Linked DNA regions of Homo sapiens: region 1 is linked to region 2. The links are chromatin loops, found by intact Hi-C in ENCODE. Cell type or tissue: gastrocnemius medialis. All regions are shown on one strand. Links, peaks and the distances in the headings refer to the core of each region. The heading gives the core; the rest is flanking DNA.

The links. Hi-C counts contacts between places; a loop is a spot of excess contacts. Peaks named below come from ENCODE experiments on the same cell type or tissue, not always from the same donor. Only the 100,000 strongest peaks of a DNase experiment are listed, where the experiment ranks them.
Region 1: a loop joins it to region 2, with 2.5 times the contacts of the local background. A loop is called at or near these places in 6 of 110 quality-filtered maps.

Annotation. Positions count from the first base shown.
Region 1 is chr6:15,354,921-15,363,252 of GRCh38, reverse strand. The region is part of intron 1 of JARID2 (jumonji and AT-rich interaction domain containing 2); the gene reads right to left. Among named protein-coding and RNA genes, the nearest start is that of JARID2-AS1, 110 kb to the right of the region's middle. In gastrocnemius medialis, for the core only: no CTCF peak of the experiment used is centred there; DNase peaks (open chromatin) are centred at 3,732, 6,402, 7,309 and 7,435; H3K27ac peaks cover 4,539 bases.
Region 2 is chr6:15,429,151-15,437,482 of GRCh38, reverse strand. All of the region lies in intron 3 of JARID2 (jumonji and AT-rich interaction domain containing 2), which reads right to left. Among named protein-coding and RNA genes, the nearest start is that of DTNBP1-AS1, 110 kb to the left of the region's middle. RefSeq lists a silencer at 4,488-4,537. In gastrocnemius medialis, for the core only: no CTCF peak of the experiment used is centred there; a DNase peak (open chromatin) is centred at 5,232; H3K4me3 peaks cover 480 bases; H3K27ac peaks cover 4,694 bases.

The sequences.
Region 1 (8,332 bases), core at 264-8,263, 74 kb after region 2:
ACATGCAGCCTATTCAACTTTCATCCTAGTCTTCCAGGAAAACTGTTCTCACTGCCATGAGAAACACTCTAATTGCCAAATTTAACGCAAACTTTTTATCGGCAACTGGACTCTCCCCTGGTTTTCCTGCCACACTAAAATACCTTTTCTGCTGTTTCATCACCTCCACCACCTTCAAGTTTGATTCTTCTGCCGTCCCCTTATCTCCAATCATAATCTAAATACTGATAACTACTAAATCATCTTCTTGACAATCTCCTCCCTCCCCACCACAACCCTCTCCACACCACCTTCCTGGCTACTCTGGTCTAGAAACCGAAACTGGACTTGGCACTTTTTTTCTCATTGTTGACATTTGCTTTCAAAATCCAGGTAATCCTGTCTGTCTCTCAATTCCTTGGATACCTATTTAAACCAGAAATCTCATCTCTTTCCAAAGACAAGAAATCTCCTAAAATGTCTCTACCACCAACTAATCCCAATTCCAACCATCTACCCCACGTTCTTTCTCTACAAACACAGCCACGCTGCAATTTGACACCATCCATGTCACCACTTCCCCTACTGAAGCCTTTCCATGGCTCCCCAGAATCTCAGAAGAAAACTCCAAATTTCCTTGCAGAGCCCATAAAGACCTATCATCAGCCTAACTTCCCTTACAGGCTTTAATTTCTACACAACTACCAACACCCCTAATTGATAAGGTATGAGCATCTCATAGGGGCAAAAGCTCTCATCGTCAGACCCCGTGTCCAAACAAATGCCAGTGTTTACTAACTGCATACTGATCATGACTTCAACAGTAATGCTACGGTAAATAGAGTTGCCTTTCTCAAGAGACAAGAATAAAAAGTCCATTCTCAATTCTTTTTCATACCAATGTGTTGGCACCTAGAAATAAACAAGTAGTCTTAATTTACCAGCTATGTCTGTTTCACTTACTGACCTAAGGCTGGCTGTTCGTTCTGTATTGCAAAGAATGCATGATCCTATGTAACCCTGAGAGAAGACCTCAATAACACTTAAACTGATATATTTTCGACAAATTAAATGACTCCTCTTCCAGGCCTGGTGGGGCAGCTCATGTCTGTAATTCCAGCACTTTGGGAGGCGGGGGGGGCGCAGATCACCTGAGGTCAAGAGTTCAAGACCAGCCTGACCAACATGGCGGAACCCACTAAAAATACAAAAACTAGTGGGGCATGCTGGTACATGTGTAGTCCCACCTACTCTGGAGGCTAAGACATGAGAATCACTTGAACCCAGAAGGCAGAGTTTGCAGTGAGCTGAGATCACACCACTGCACTCCAGCCTGGGAGATCAAGACTCCATCTCAGGGAAAAAAAAAAAAAAAAAAAAAGGGGGCTCCCAATCCAAAGACAAGATTTAACTCTACCTCTAACAATACTTTACAACAATCACCATTGTTTCAGCTACCTAAACAAAACTGAACCTCTTCTTTGGTCCGTGCATCCCAGCCAGTTCCAACATTTCTTCCTTTATGCAGAATGAGGTTTCTTGCAGTTGTTTAGCTCTATGACGCTGGAATAATGTGGCAGTTGGGGGTTTAATGAAGAAATTCACACTTACCCAAAGCCATGAGGACTGACCCCACCCTCCCGCCAAAAAAAAAGGTGGTATGGCATACATACAACTTCATTTTAAGTTAAAGCTGCTAGGGAAAGCAAATATGGCTATCAAGAAGCAAAGTTACGATTCTTCCTATCCTTACAGTTTGCAATCATACAAGAAACAAAAGGTGTGTTATAAGCAAAGTGGATGTATGTAGAAATTTACCATTTACACTTCGGTGATGTGTGTGAAAGGACAGAGGAGGAAGTGGGGGAGATAAGAAATTTGCTCTAAATGGGAAACCACTGGAGACTTCGGAGCAAAGAAGTAGCAGACTTTGAGCACTGACTGCAGTGTTGAGGGTAAATCATGGGGGACAGTGGTGTGGAAAAACAAGGGAGGCTGAGGCAGTTACCTGTACAAGAGATGAGGACCAGGGTGGTGCCAAAGACTGACAACTGGTTAAATTCTGGAACATTTACAACACTGGGCCAAGAGAAGGCTGACAGACTAGATGTGGCGTGTGTGAAAAAAGGGAGTCGAATACATCCAAAGGTTTTCAACTCAGTAAATGGAGTCACCTCCACTGAATTTTTCAATGTGCTGTTACCTGTTACAGACCTTAGAGAAAATACCAAAGTTCAGTCCAGAGACATGAATGTAGTTGGGTGGTTTTAATCGAAACTCAGAATATAAATTTAGGTGCCCTAATTTACTGAAGAGCAAAATAACAAAAAATAAACAAAAGCCTTTATGTATTGATTTAAAAGTCAGGAGTGAAGTCAAGTCAAGGTTGGCGGACCTTGCTGTGCCTTTTTTTGGCTAACAAGGTTTTCAGAGCCTTTGGGAAAACAATGCTTTAAAAAAGAAAGACTAGGTTGGGCGCAGTGGCTCATGTCTGTAATTCTCACACACTGGGAGGCTAAGGTAGGAGGATTGCTTGAGCCCAGGAGTCCAAGACAGCCCTGGCCAATATAGCAAGAGACCCTCATCTCTACAACAACAAAAATTTAAAATTAGTTAAAAACTTAAAATTAGGCATGACGGCACACTCCTGTGGTCCAAGCTACTCAAGAGGCTGAGGTGAGAAGATCGCTTGAACACAGGCATTCTGAGGTTACAGTGAGCTATGATTGAGCCACTATACTCCAGTTTGGGCAACTGAGTGTGACCCTGTCTCATAAAAATAAGATAAATAGGCCGGGCACAGTGGCTCACTCCTGTAATCCCAGGACTTTCGGAGGCCGAGGCGGGCAGATCACGAGGTCAGGAGTTGAAGACCAGCCAGGCCAACACGGTGAAACTCCGTCTCTACAAAAAATACAAAAATTAGCTGGGCATGGTGGCACATGCCTGTAATTCCAGCTATTTGGGAGGCTGAGGCAAGAAAACTGCTTGAACCAGGACCCAGGAGGCATTGCCGTGAACTGAGATCATGCCACTGCACTTCAGCCTGGGCTACACAGTGAGACTCAGTCTCAAAAAAAATTAATTAATTAAATATTATAAAGGAATAAAATAGAAATAAATAAAATATAAAGAATGACTAACACAGAAGAGTCTTGGATAGAAAGAGAAATTACTCAAGAGCCATTCTCTGAAAATCTACATTTGACATCACAAGCCCTAACTCATAAGAGATGAGGTTTTGGTTTTGCTAATGTAACAGTGGAGGACTTAGAAATTCATCAGTCGGCCAGACGTGGTGGCTCACGCCTGTAATCCCAAAACTTTGGAAGGCCGAGGAAGATAGATCACCTGAGGTCAGGGGTTCAAGACCAACCTGACCAGGACAGTGAAATGCCATCTCTACTAAGAACACAAAAATTAGCAAGGCATGGTGGCGGGTGCCTGTGGTCCCAGCTACTCAGGACGCCGAGACAGGAGAATTGCTCGAACCCAGGAGGCAGAGATTGTGCCACTGCAATCCAGCCTGGGAGACTCCATCTCAAATAAAAAAAAAAAAGGAAAAAGAAATCCATCTGTCACTGCTGGTGGGGAAATTCTAATACCCGCTGAGGTTATAATCAACCCTACCCACCTCTCTCTAACACACACCCCCCACCGCTACCCACAGATAGCCTTATTTATACTTAGGCTTTCAATGCAAATAAGAAAAATGAGGGGCCGAGTGAGTGAAGTGACACTGCCTAGGGCCTGCCCACGCGGGTAGCTAAAAATATAGTCATGAGATACTCTCTGAGCAACACCAAGACTATTCAGGTTTCAGGCGGCCGCAAATCAAAAATATGTGTGTGGCAGTGAAATGAACTTTCTCTCCAGTCAATGAATCCAGGAAGAATCCAGAAGAGCAACCTCTGGATGCCACATCAGGGGCAGGACATACCGTCAGAAAAGCTGTTGGGACAGTAAAGTATACAGCAGCGCAACATCCAAAGGAGTAAACCCTACGACTTGCAGGGAGACTGCAGAAAATCATTCCCACTCAGAAAAGTTTTTATTTACCAACCTGCGAGTCACACCATGCTGCTATACCTACACACTGTGGTTTGAATTTCTTCTTCCATAATCCTTGAGCTCCTGAAGCAAAGATTCTCCCTAAAACATTCTTCACTGCATTTCCTAGAAAGCTACATTCCTACCTTTCTAACAAGTCTTCTTATCACCACTGCTGGTGGTTTGTGTTCAAGCTTCTGCAGCACTCACTGGGAGCACTCTCCTAGAATACTAGTGGTCAGGCATGGCCGCCCTGGAAACCACTTAATGACTTCCTCACCCTCACATTGACTTAACTGGTTGGGGTATGGCCTGTGCCAGAGATCTTATAAACTCAGAATGGCTGCTCTAGAATTCAGTCCCGCCATCTCCCAAATCAGCCTCCTGGCATGAAAAAATCTATATTCTGACAACTCCTTAACATCAAGACTGGTACGCGTTAAAAGCTTAGTAACTAACTGTAGAGAGAAAGAAGGGAAACCTTTGTAACTAAGGAAACCAGGTAACTGTTTAAACAGAGCACACGGAATGGCTTGATACATGTTTTTCTTGACAGTAATTCTCTGAAAATGAGAATTCACTATTCTCAGAAAAAGCAAAAAGGTTACAGTGGACACAAGTTTTCATTCACTGAAACATAAAACGAGCACCTACTGGCTTCAAGAAACAGAATCAATCTGCTATCATCCATTCAAAGCTTCGGTTGCCCCAACTCAATGATGAAAATCTCATTAACCCTGAATCTCTGAGTCAGAGGTAATTCAGTCCTAATCCACCAACAACACAAAAACAGTGTGTTAGTACCAGTATCGGGAAACTCTGTTGTGATTCTTCATTTATTTAATAATAGCAGAAAGGAGATATTGGAAAAACCAGACCATCTTTGATTCAATATATCTCATCACCAGAAACTAATCACTAATTAAAGTCAATATATGAAGATGAGAAAGTTTTTCTTCCTACTAACATTAAAGTTGATGATAGAAACGCTTATAAGCAGAAATAGTAAACAGGTTATATTACACAAACAAAAAATTTTTTAAAGCTAGTTGGGGTTTGACAAACTTCTTAGAACACCTTACAAAAGCCCTGACCTCAAAGAAAACACTTTCCAATTTTAACATACATGCCCACACAAAGAAACACAGCAGACACGCCCCAGAGGCCAAAATAAAATGCTCTCTAGTAATTACCGTAAATAGAAAAAGGAGATGGGCTTCCTGAGTCAGAATGCAGAGCACAATAAAAACCACCAGCACAAAAACATCATAAACAAAATTACATGGACAACAGTAAACTCAGAAGACGGTGGAATTGCTTGTCAGTGTGATACAAAGAAACACATCTGGAAGATGTTTAAACAAGAGAAGGGGGTGTCCGTGGGTCTGCAGAGGGCTGCTGCAAGGATATACAGCATGCCAGTGTCGTCCTAAAAGACACAACATAGCATCCGGAAACAGCTCACTTTCTGCAGGAGAAACAGAAGAGTTTCTTTAAAATCCCACCATCTACAGTTTAAAGATTTGAGAAAAGATTTCTTATTTTTCTATATTTTGATTATCTCCCCTAAATTTGATACAGAATTTCTCGACCAAGGGTCTTTCAACTTGGCGAATTAAAAAAAAAATCAATAAATAACATTTGCTTAGAGAGACTTTTCCCTTTTACAAACAGCTTCAGTCTCCAAATACCTCTTAAATGAACATGTAAGACAGTTGTCCATCTAGACCCACACTAGACCCATTTTGAGTATCAGTTTGAAGTTATAATTTATGTTCACTGACATGTAATGTTTAAATCACATCCATAATGAACCTGTGATTAAAGACTAAGAATGAATTCAGAGCATAAAAATAAGGGCACATTTGCCTCAGAAACCAAGCCCGTGTAAATTGTACTGTATTTTATTTGATCCAAAGTTGCACTGTTGTAAAAATTGTTAACTTCATTACTGCAAAATCCCATGTGATGTATGCTTATGGCTGCACTTATTCAGCGTACTTCATGAAGACTTTACATACTCAATGAAAAAACGCATGACTTTCCTAGGCCATGAAGGACATCTGGCTGCAGCAGCCCCTAGTCTTGCCAGTAAGGCTTCGTTCCCTAGAGATGGTCTTTCACTCTGCACTGAGCAAAAGGTACTTAGAACACATAGCCAAGTAACTGTGAAACGAACAAAGTTTTTTGTTGTTGTTTTTTGTTTGTTTTTGAGACAGTCTCAATCTGTTGTCCAGGCTGGAGTGCAGTGGTGCACTCTCAGCTCACTGCAACCTCTGCCTCCCGGGCTCAAGTGATACTCCTGACTCAGCCTCCTAAGTAGCTGGGACTACAGGCACGTGCCACCAAGACCAGGTAATGTTGTATTTTTAATAGAGATGGGGTTTCACCATGTTGGCCAGGCTGGTCTTGAACTCCTGACCTCAAGTGATCCGCCTGCCTCGGCCTCCCAGAACACTGGGATTACAGGCATAAGCCACTGCGCCCAGCCCAAAAACAAACTTTTTAACATAAATAACAAGAATCCAAAATATGAGATAATGAAAACAACTCAGTCGCTTGTCTCTACTTTGTTCCTGTATTTACATTAGGAAAATGTGCACATTAATAAAACTATAATACATTTCTTCCCACTTCAAGCTTATATTTATGAATTTGCCTAAAAAAAAAATGCTCTCCCTTACATATGAAACACAATGTACTACGTGACAAATAGGAAGTTAAAATATATGTACTTGTTAAAGATTCCATAGACGTGAACTTAAGACAAATCCACTAGAATGACTATAATAAAAACAAAAAGAAAAACAGCAGACGTTGGTGAAGATGAAGAAACGGGAAACCTCATACAGCAATTGTGGGAAAGCTACTTAGGCCAAGTGTGGGTTCCTCAAAAAGTTAAACATAGAATTATTCAATTCTATTCCTGGGCACTCATGTAAAACGTGAACACAAATGTTCACAGCAGCATTATACATAATATCCAAAAAGTATAAACAACCCAACTGTCCATCAAATGATGAATAAATGAACGAAATATGGCATATACTTACAATAGGATATTCAGCCGTAAAAAAGATTTCATGGGGCAGCGTGGATGAACCTTGAAAACATAGCTAGGGAAACAGGGAGGCAGAGAGGCCACATATTGCAGGATTCCATTGCTACGAAGTCTCCAGAATAGGCCAACCCACAAAGACAGAAAATACATTGCTGGCTGCCAGAGGTTGCTGGGAAAGGAGGGGGGACTACTGCTAATGGATATCGGGTTTCTCTTTGAGAGTGATGAAAAAGTTCCAGAAATGTACTAAGTGGCCGGGCACACTGGCTCACGCCTGTAATCCCAGCACTTGGGGAAGTCAAGGTGGGCAGATCACATGAAGTCAGGAGTTTGAGACCAGCCTGGCCAACATGGCAAAACCCGTCTCTACTAAAAATACAGAAATTAGCCAGGCGTGGTGGCACGCACCTGTGGTCCCACCTCCTCTGGAGACCGAGGCACGAGAATCGTTTCAGCCTAGGAGGCAGAGGTTGCAGTGAGCCGGGATCACAGCACTGCACTTCAGCCTGGGTGACCTAGTGAGACACTGTCTCAAAAAAAAAAAAGCAAGAGGAAGGAAGGAAGGAATGCACTAAGGACTAAAAGTCTATGAACTGTACTCTTTACAATGGTTACAACAGTGAATCTTATGTGATTTTTTACATAAGCAAAAATAAATCAACTAACCTAAAATCAAATTGTACTTAAAATTACTTTTGAAATACTGTGTGTGAATAATTATTAGTATTATTAGTATTTTATCCCCATATGAAAGTTCTAGAATGTATTAACATTAGATATAAAATCACCTAATAGGCAAAACAAAATCATAATCACTTTGAGTAAAAATTTTAAGATTTCTGCATATATTGCAGCCTTAGTGATCCAAAATATCAGCTTGCATTTTTTGATGTTATCAAGTTCATTGACAATTTCTAACAAAGTATCACTTAAATTAAATTAAATTAAAAAGTAGCTTATCAATACAAAGTACAGGCAGATAATTCCTTTATAACTTATACTAACTACTTTTGAGACCTCACACAGGGCAGAATGGGAATGTGTAAGGTTTTCTCTCCTCCTACCCTTTGCATGACATCCAGTCAGTGACCAAATCCACACAATGGGAGGGAGGGTTCATATAGTGCTCTCAATGAACATTCTTCTGGACTTTCAATTATTTCTTTCTTGAACTCTTATCATGGTCAGCAATCCGCAGCCTAATCAAGTTTTTTGTGCTTGCTCCCCACCTGAAATTCACCT
Region 2 (8,332 bases), core at 275-8,274:
AGATAGACAACCCTAGTAACTAACTAGGTTAAGGGAGGACTTCCACAATGTAAGCGTAAAGGACAGTGCATAAGGAGCTGAGGCCAAGGGTTCATGGTGTGATTCAGCTGGACATAAAAGGGGACAGACCTTAGGGAATGGATAATGAAGGAGACACAGTTTCTGCCTTTCAGGTCTGAACAGGAAGCCTTAGGTTTCATGAAGTGCGACATAATCCAGTCACAGCCTCACAACATAAAGTATGACCTAGACTACACCATGGAGTCAGTGGAGACTGCCATTCCCAACCAGTCCCTGAAACAACCTCCCTCTGGGACAGAAATTGGCTTGGGAACTCAATCATTCACCAAAAGGGACCTTTCCAGGAAGAAAAGATGACCACACACCCCTGTGCTTCCAGGTAGAATCTATGCTGAAGCTGAACAGTAAAACCGTAAAATCACACGGCTGAAGGACAGGGTGGCCTGCAGTCGGGCTCTAAGAAGGACCTGGATATGCTGGGAGGGTTCCATTTAGAGCTCCAGAAGTGCAAGACCTATGTGACCAGGAGAGCACTCAATTGCTCTCTCAGGGAAGCACAGTCCACTTGAACCTCATTCTCCCCTGAACTGAACTCATTATAACTGAATAGGAAAACACAGAATATAAACATTATGGGGGAAAAAAAAAATCACAAGAAAAGCCTTCCAAGCAGGAGTCCACACCACTAGAAACAGAAAAGATTGCTGGGATTTTTCTAATCATGCTTCTCAAACAGGGCATCGCAGGTGGTAGGCAACAAGTGATACAGGAGTGCTGGGAATAGAAGAGCATGGTCCCTTTAAATGATAGGGAAGGTGGGGAGGGAAAAGCTGGGTAGAGGAAGGGCGTGGCCCCTGGCTAGGGCTCTACTCCCAAGACCTAAGTGAGGAAGGCACTTCTGCCTTCTTGCCCAAATGTTGCATTTTCCAAGACCACCCTGATCTGCCACGCCCCCATCCTGGGCCTATGAAAACCTATAAAAACCCAAGACCCTAGCAAGACATAGACACAAGCTGCTGGACGTCCTGAGGAACACATCAGCGGAAGACGACACAAGCGGCTGGTTGTGGAGAGCACGGCCGCAGAAGAGCACTGGCAGGCCAGTAAGCCATCGACCAGCGTGCAGCCCGCCTCCAGGGGAAAACCATCTCCCTTCTGGCTCTCCCATCTGCTGAGAGGTACTTCTATGCAATAAAACCTTGCGATCATTCTCCAAGCCCACGTGTGATCCGATTCTTCTGATACACCAAGGGTAGGATCATGGGTTACAGAAATCCCTCTGTCCTCAAGGAAGGGAGTCTAATTGAGCTAACACAAGCCGCCTATAGACAGCAAACTAAAGGAGCACCCTGTAACACATGCACACTGGGACTTCAGCTGTAAACATTCACCCCTAGAGACTGCTGTGGGGTTGCAGCCCTACAACCTGCCCGTCTGTATGCTCCCCTAGAGGTATGAGCAGCGGGGCACTGAAGAAGTGAGCCACTCCTCCATCGCACGCCCTGAGAGGGGGACAAGAAAACCTTCCCCATTTCAATAGAAACCATAAAATGCAGCAAAGCTTTTCTGTGTTTTCTGCTAGCTTTGGGATTGGTTTGCTCTGTACTCCTGAAGTTCAAAGTTTAAAAAAAAAAAAAATTTGGAATTCATCCTCAAGGCACTGAAACTCCAATGTGCCAAACAGCTTATACTATTAATCTACTCGATTTCAAATTAGTAAAATGTATTTATTTAAAATTAAAAAAATAAAATGTAGCAAAGCATGGCATCATGAGTCATTTCCAGGAATACAGCAGGCCAAGATATTCAAGCAAGTCATTAAAGCCATCAATGAGGTAATAAACAAACAAGAAATTACTGATGGAAATTCTAAGAACAAAAGCTAGAACCCAGACCTACCCAAGGAGAAATGACCCCACTTTTGTGCTTCTGACACAAACAAACCTGAACTTGATTTCCCTAGCACTGGCACTGGGAGGAAGGTGGCATCCTACCACCCTCCAAGCCCTAAAATGGGGCTCTAACAGGAGACAACTTTCTTACATTCAGCTAGGATTCCCAAAGGCTGGATATCTTTCCTGAGAAGTTGTAAAACTTAAGCGGCCCTCACGAGGATTTGGAATATAAAAATCATCTCTCAAGCCCTGAATTTAGTTTAAATAATGTTGGACTGATGATACCCTAAGGTATGTAGCAAAAACATACATGAACCCTCTGTAAGAAGAGTTTTTTCATCTCAGGCCTCAATGAATTCCCCCTCAAACAACTTTTCACATTCAGGGGAAATAAAGCACCATGAGGAAAACCCAGCAGATGTCCAACTGGGAAAATGTCAGTCAGTAATTTGAATCATCAGACTATGTTAAAACAAATAAAAGCCAAGTTTGAAAAACAGGAAACTAACACCTGAAACAGTGAACACTGAAACTACCACTGAACAAACATTGAAACTAACATTTGAGTGTAACCTAACATTTGAAAAGAACCAAACAGAGCTTCTAGAAATCAAAAATAAACTAGCCAGAATTAAGGCTCTCACTTGGCAGTAACAAACCATTTTTCTATTGAAGGAAACCCAAACCTACTTGAGAAGTAGAAAGCAAAAATTTCATGAGTTATATAGACTGCAAAACTTCAAAGTCCTCTTCCAGCAGAGGTTAAGGCCCAAGATACGGAAAGCTGAGAAACACTGTCCTATAGATGAAAATCTTATCTCCTTCTGATAGATGAGGAAACAGCAGATCAAGAAGGGTATTTAGTGACTTGAGTAGGATTAGGCAACTATTAAATACTGCTGGAGAATACACAATAACATTCTATCAAAATACTTGAATTAACACTCCATGGAATTCACATAATGGGATTCTGAGACTCACACTTGGATAAATGAATGGGTTCATTTCCTGTTGTGCCCAGGGGTGTGAAGAGCCTCTGTTGTCATGACAATGAAAAACCAATGCATTCTCTTCCACATTTCACAGTGGTTAAAATAAACAAAGATGACAGCTGACCCTATTTGCCCTTCTAAGAATTTTCTGAAAATCTCTCTCCCCATCAGCTCCTCTAGGGAACTGGCTCCTCGTAATCTATCTATGTGCAACACTCTCTGAAAGATACCACCACCCTAAACAACCCCACAGGCTAAAAATACAACAAATTCCATTTTAAAAGATAAGTCACTGATTGAGGAGTATATGGAATTGTCCATCACAGAAGCATGAATTCTGTGCATCAAGGGACAGCTACAGTATTATTTAATGTCATCTCTCATTCTCTGATCTACAACAAAACTTCGTTTAAAAAATAAAAATAAAAAAAAAAACTGTTAGGAACACAGTGAAGGGTGGAGACAGACTTACGGAGGTACCTGTGTTTTACGGGCAGATTCCCCCACTGGGTATAAACTGTCTCATGCCAAGCTGAAACATGTGAAACCAGGGAAAGTAAAGTACACTGGCACATACATATTCTCAACCCTATTCTACTCCTGACACACACACACACACACACACACACACACACACACACACACACACACACCCTGGAGAGTGAGGGCTACTGGAAAAACTCTTAGGGCCTAAAAGAATTTAAAAAACAGGGGTATGATGGATATTGCATTATTGTCAGCCACAGTATCATCCATTAATGCTAATTATAAGAGAAAAGAACTATCAGGGAGAAAGCACTGTCAAATTTTCCCCCCATATCCCCAAAAGAATGGAGAAAAACATCCCCAGTCCTGTATGATGCAATTGATGTGGGTGGGCAGTAGTGGGTGCATCGACCTGGCCAAGGGAAGCACCATGTATTGCAACCCACAGGAAGCTGGGAATCATCTTATGAATATAAAATTAAAGCCAGCATATGACCGCCTAATACAAAGGAAATCCAAGATTAAATCACATTGTTTGCTCTAATAAGTTGCTTACATCAGGAAAAGACTTTCACTTGGATGACATGCCCTTAGGTAGGATGCACGCCACCTAAGCGACTGCCTAAACTGAAATTATACACACACACACACACACACACACACACACACACACACACAGAGAGACATGGGGGTTGGGGAGGAGGCATGCAGCCAACAACTAGACTATAAATAATTTCAAATAAACCGCAAGGGAAGGAAAGACATTATTACTTTTCTTTCTCTGCACAAGGCAGATGAACAAGCTGAGGAAGGAAACATTTGGGGACACACAAAGGAAAAGGTCCCTATAAGGAAATGGGGCTACCTGGCCCTAAAAATTCTTAACCACAGACATAATCACTGTTCACTTACCCAGCAACTATATATAGAATGGGTGCTTATTATTTAAGGGTAATAATATAATACGTGCTTTAAATCACATAGAGCCCTCGGAGTGGTGCTTATCAAAGTGTGATTCTTCAACCAGCAACAAAAGAATCACTTGGGAGCATACTAGAAATGCAAATTCTCAGGCACCACCTCAGACTTAACTGAATCAAAAACCCTCAGGGCAGGACCTAGCCAGTCTGTGTTTTAACCAGTCCTCCAGATGATTCTGATGCACGCTTACATGTGAGAAATACTGGGTTATAGCCAATGCTATAAGGTGTAATGGTTGCATTTATCAGACAAGGAAACAGAGAGGCTCAGACACTTTTAAGTAGCTTTTAACAGCTTAGATACAAACCAAACATCTAACTTTATTCAAAAACCTGTGCTTCTGCAGCAGGAGAACAGGGTCTGGAGGGAAGGAGCCTAAGGACTTCCTAGAACTAAATCAAACGGAAAAACTGCCAACCTTCTAGCCCAAGTAAATAACTTTGTAACATTCCAAACTTTCCAGCTATGGCAGGAAACTTCACTTCATCCTCTTCATTCACATGGGGCATACACCAAGTAACCAATGGGAAACCTCTAGAGGGTATTTGAACCCCAGAAAATTCTGCAACCAGTGCTACTGAGACACTGGCTTCGAGCCCACTCCCAGTCTGTGGAGCGTACTTTTCTTGTTGTTGTTGTTGTTGTTGTTGTTGTTGTTTTTGAAGGTGAGAGTAGCTGGAGGATGACAGAGTCCCAAGTCTGCCCAGGCTGAGGTGCAGTGGCGCAATCTCAGCTCACTGCCACCTCTGCCTCTTAAGTTGAAGTGATGCCTCAGCCTCAGCCTACCGAGTAGCTGGGATTATAGGCGTGAGCCACCATGCCTGACTAATTTTGTATTTTTAGTAGAGACAGGGTTTCACCATGTTGGCCAAGCTGGTCTTGAATCCCTGACCTCAAGAGATCCACCCGCCTTAGCCTCCCAAAGTGCTGGGATTGCAAACGGGAGCCACCACACCCGGCCTGTAGAGTGTACTTTCGTTTCAATAAATCTGTGTTTTTTTTTTTTCATTGCTTTGTGTGTTTTGTCCAATTCTTTGTTCAAAACGCCAAGAACCTGGACACCCTCCACCGGTAACACACTGGTACCAGCTGAACTGTGGGTCTCAGTGGCTTAGCAAAAGTGCAGGAGCACTACTGAGCACAGTGAGCCTGTGTACCTAACCAGGCATTCCTGAGAACAGGCTTCCTACTGGATTTATTTCACAAGAGATAAGAGTCCTTTCCAGTGGCATACCTTTAGTGACTTGGCTTAAGAGGATTTCAACAGAAACCACAAAACAGACTGCTTCACAGCTCTGATTCAATGTCCCTGAATAAAGGGACAACACTGGAGACAGAACCTCTCTGGAAAAAAATCTATGGGGTCATTATCCAAACTGCCATCTGTAAATTTCTTACAGTGCTTAAATTGCTTCATTGAAAGGGAAAAAGATAAGAGTCTTCAACACTTTCTTTAGAAACTTAATTTCAATTAACTAATTGCAATTTAAAATTATATCCTGGTCTTCTGAGGCTTGAACCAAGAAATGTGAATAATATGTAAAGAGCTTGTTTACACTAAAAGTAGTGGAGGCAGTGGTAACAGCAACACAGAAGGCACAAGCCGTCACTGTCTTCAAGGTGTTTGTCAGAATTATTCCTCATGACCTTCAGAAGGGTAAAGCTGAAGGAGCCATACCCTCCTCTCCTTGGCCTCAAACAATTCCCAAAACCCAAACAGCAGGAAGGCATCGTTTATGAGACATACGGATCGCAGCTGATGGAAAACATCAGCGTGCATTTGGGTTCCTAAATCATTTCAAAACATTAATCAGGAAGACTCACAGCACCCAGTCCTATCTAAGCCATAGATTCCTCATTTAGGGAATGGGATGATCTCACATTCACATGATCTGTAAGGGCTCTATTTATCCCAGCACAGTTCAATTAGGCTGAATTGCAGGAGGCATAAGAAATGATAATCAGGAGAGAAATTATGGCAAAGGCAGTTCAACTCCCTACAAAGGGGAAAAACTACAAGCTCCAGAAAGGCCAAGTGCCAGTCCACATTACACAATGGTATTTGCCGGAACAACAAGCAGATTACAGCCCTGCACGGTACCAATAGTCTACAGGCTGTCACAGTGAATGCAAACATATTTCTTGGGGGCTGAGTAACAGGCTGAACAAATTTGTAACTATGTTCCAGAAAAAGAATGGCTCTGAAAACAACATATATTTAGAAACTGCTAGAATCCCATCCTACACAGTTCCAAGTTGACAGAATAATAAAGTACCCCAAGACTGGTCTGGATCATGTGCAGTTACTCAAAGCAGCCCCTACAGACCATTCATTCCCCCAAGAGTTAGCAGAAGCTTAAGTGGGCTTGGACTGGAAAGCATGCCCCACAAGTCCCACAACCCCCAGGTAAGTAGGCACTGACAAAAGCGATTTCATCACCAGATTATCAATAAGCCCTTCACAGATGGACATCTCACTACACCCGACCCAATGCTTGCTTAGTGCACTTTTTAAATCATATTAGAAAACAATTTACTTAATTCAATAAAGCACCTGGCCTATTATACTGTTATATACTCAACAGAACAGTATTTCATATAAGAGAAGCAACATCTCAAAAGGCCTCATGTATTTCAACATATAATTGGCAACCACATATAAACAGCAGGAAAATAACTCAGTATCAAGCATGGTTCTTGTTTTCTGTTTAAATGTTTTCCTTCTTCCCACATTTTGTATATAGTAAACGAAATGAATTAACATTGAGGTCAATTGTACATACTTGAAATATTCTATAAAGTGGTCATACATGGTATTTTAATGTCACAGAAATTGTCTTGATAACTAAACTCCAGGAAGATAAAGAAGCAAAAGTACATCTTGTACCTAAGGAAAAAACAAAATCTTAGCAAGAACGTCAGATATATTTAATGGCATCCTTATAAGACATTATTTTATTATCATGGACATAGATGCAGAGGTTAAATGTTTTTATATTTGAAAGAGTCCAGAAAGCTGGAGTTAACCCTAAGTTGGCACCAAGGGAAGAACCAGAGAATCTTCATGCAAGAAGATGGAATTTTGCCTTCTCTTGGCATGACTAATTAGAGAGGGCTGCTAGCAATTCAGCAATATTATAATGACGTCTGAGGACTCACAAGCCTGCTGTGAGGCTAGAAATACACACTTCCTTATTACTAATCAGATGTACCAAGGAGTAAAATTTACACGGTACATTTTGGCTTCCCTGTGGTCAGATGTGGAGTTTCTGTACCCAGGGAAAAGAATGTAGAAACGTGTGTGTACATTTCTCTCTCTCGCAGGGCCGGAGACAAAACGGTATGTATCACTACCAAAAACGTGTACTCGGTTCTTTCCTAACACTTCAAAAAAACAAATCCAATGGGTTTTTACTTCAGACACACACACGTGTGCATACACCCCCTCCAAGATGATAGTGTGCAAAAGACCAGAACAATTCTAAATAGGAGTATTTGCCTCTGAAATGTGATGACCCCTTTAGAAATGTTTCCTTTTCAGTGGAGTGCGGTGGCTCAGGTCTGTAATCTCAGCACTTTGGGAGGCTGAAGTGCAAAGATCAATTGAGGCCACCAGGAGTTCGCAACCAGCCCAGGCAACACACTGAGACCCAACCTCTACAAAATATGAAAATGTATGCCAGGCATGGTGGCATGTGCCTGTGGTCCCAGATACTCAGGAGGCTGAGGCGAGATGACTGCTTGAGCCCAGGAATCCAAGGTTGTAGTTAGCCTATGATGACACCATTGCATTCCAGCCTGGGTGACAGAGTGAGACCACAACTACCTCAAAAAAAAAAAAGAACAAGAAAAAGATTCCTTTTCCTAATAGTTGGTTTAGCTACTCTTAGAATTTGTTTACACACTCAAAAACATGCAAATTGTTATTCCACAGCAGATACTCTGCCACCATTGGGG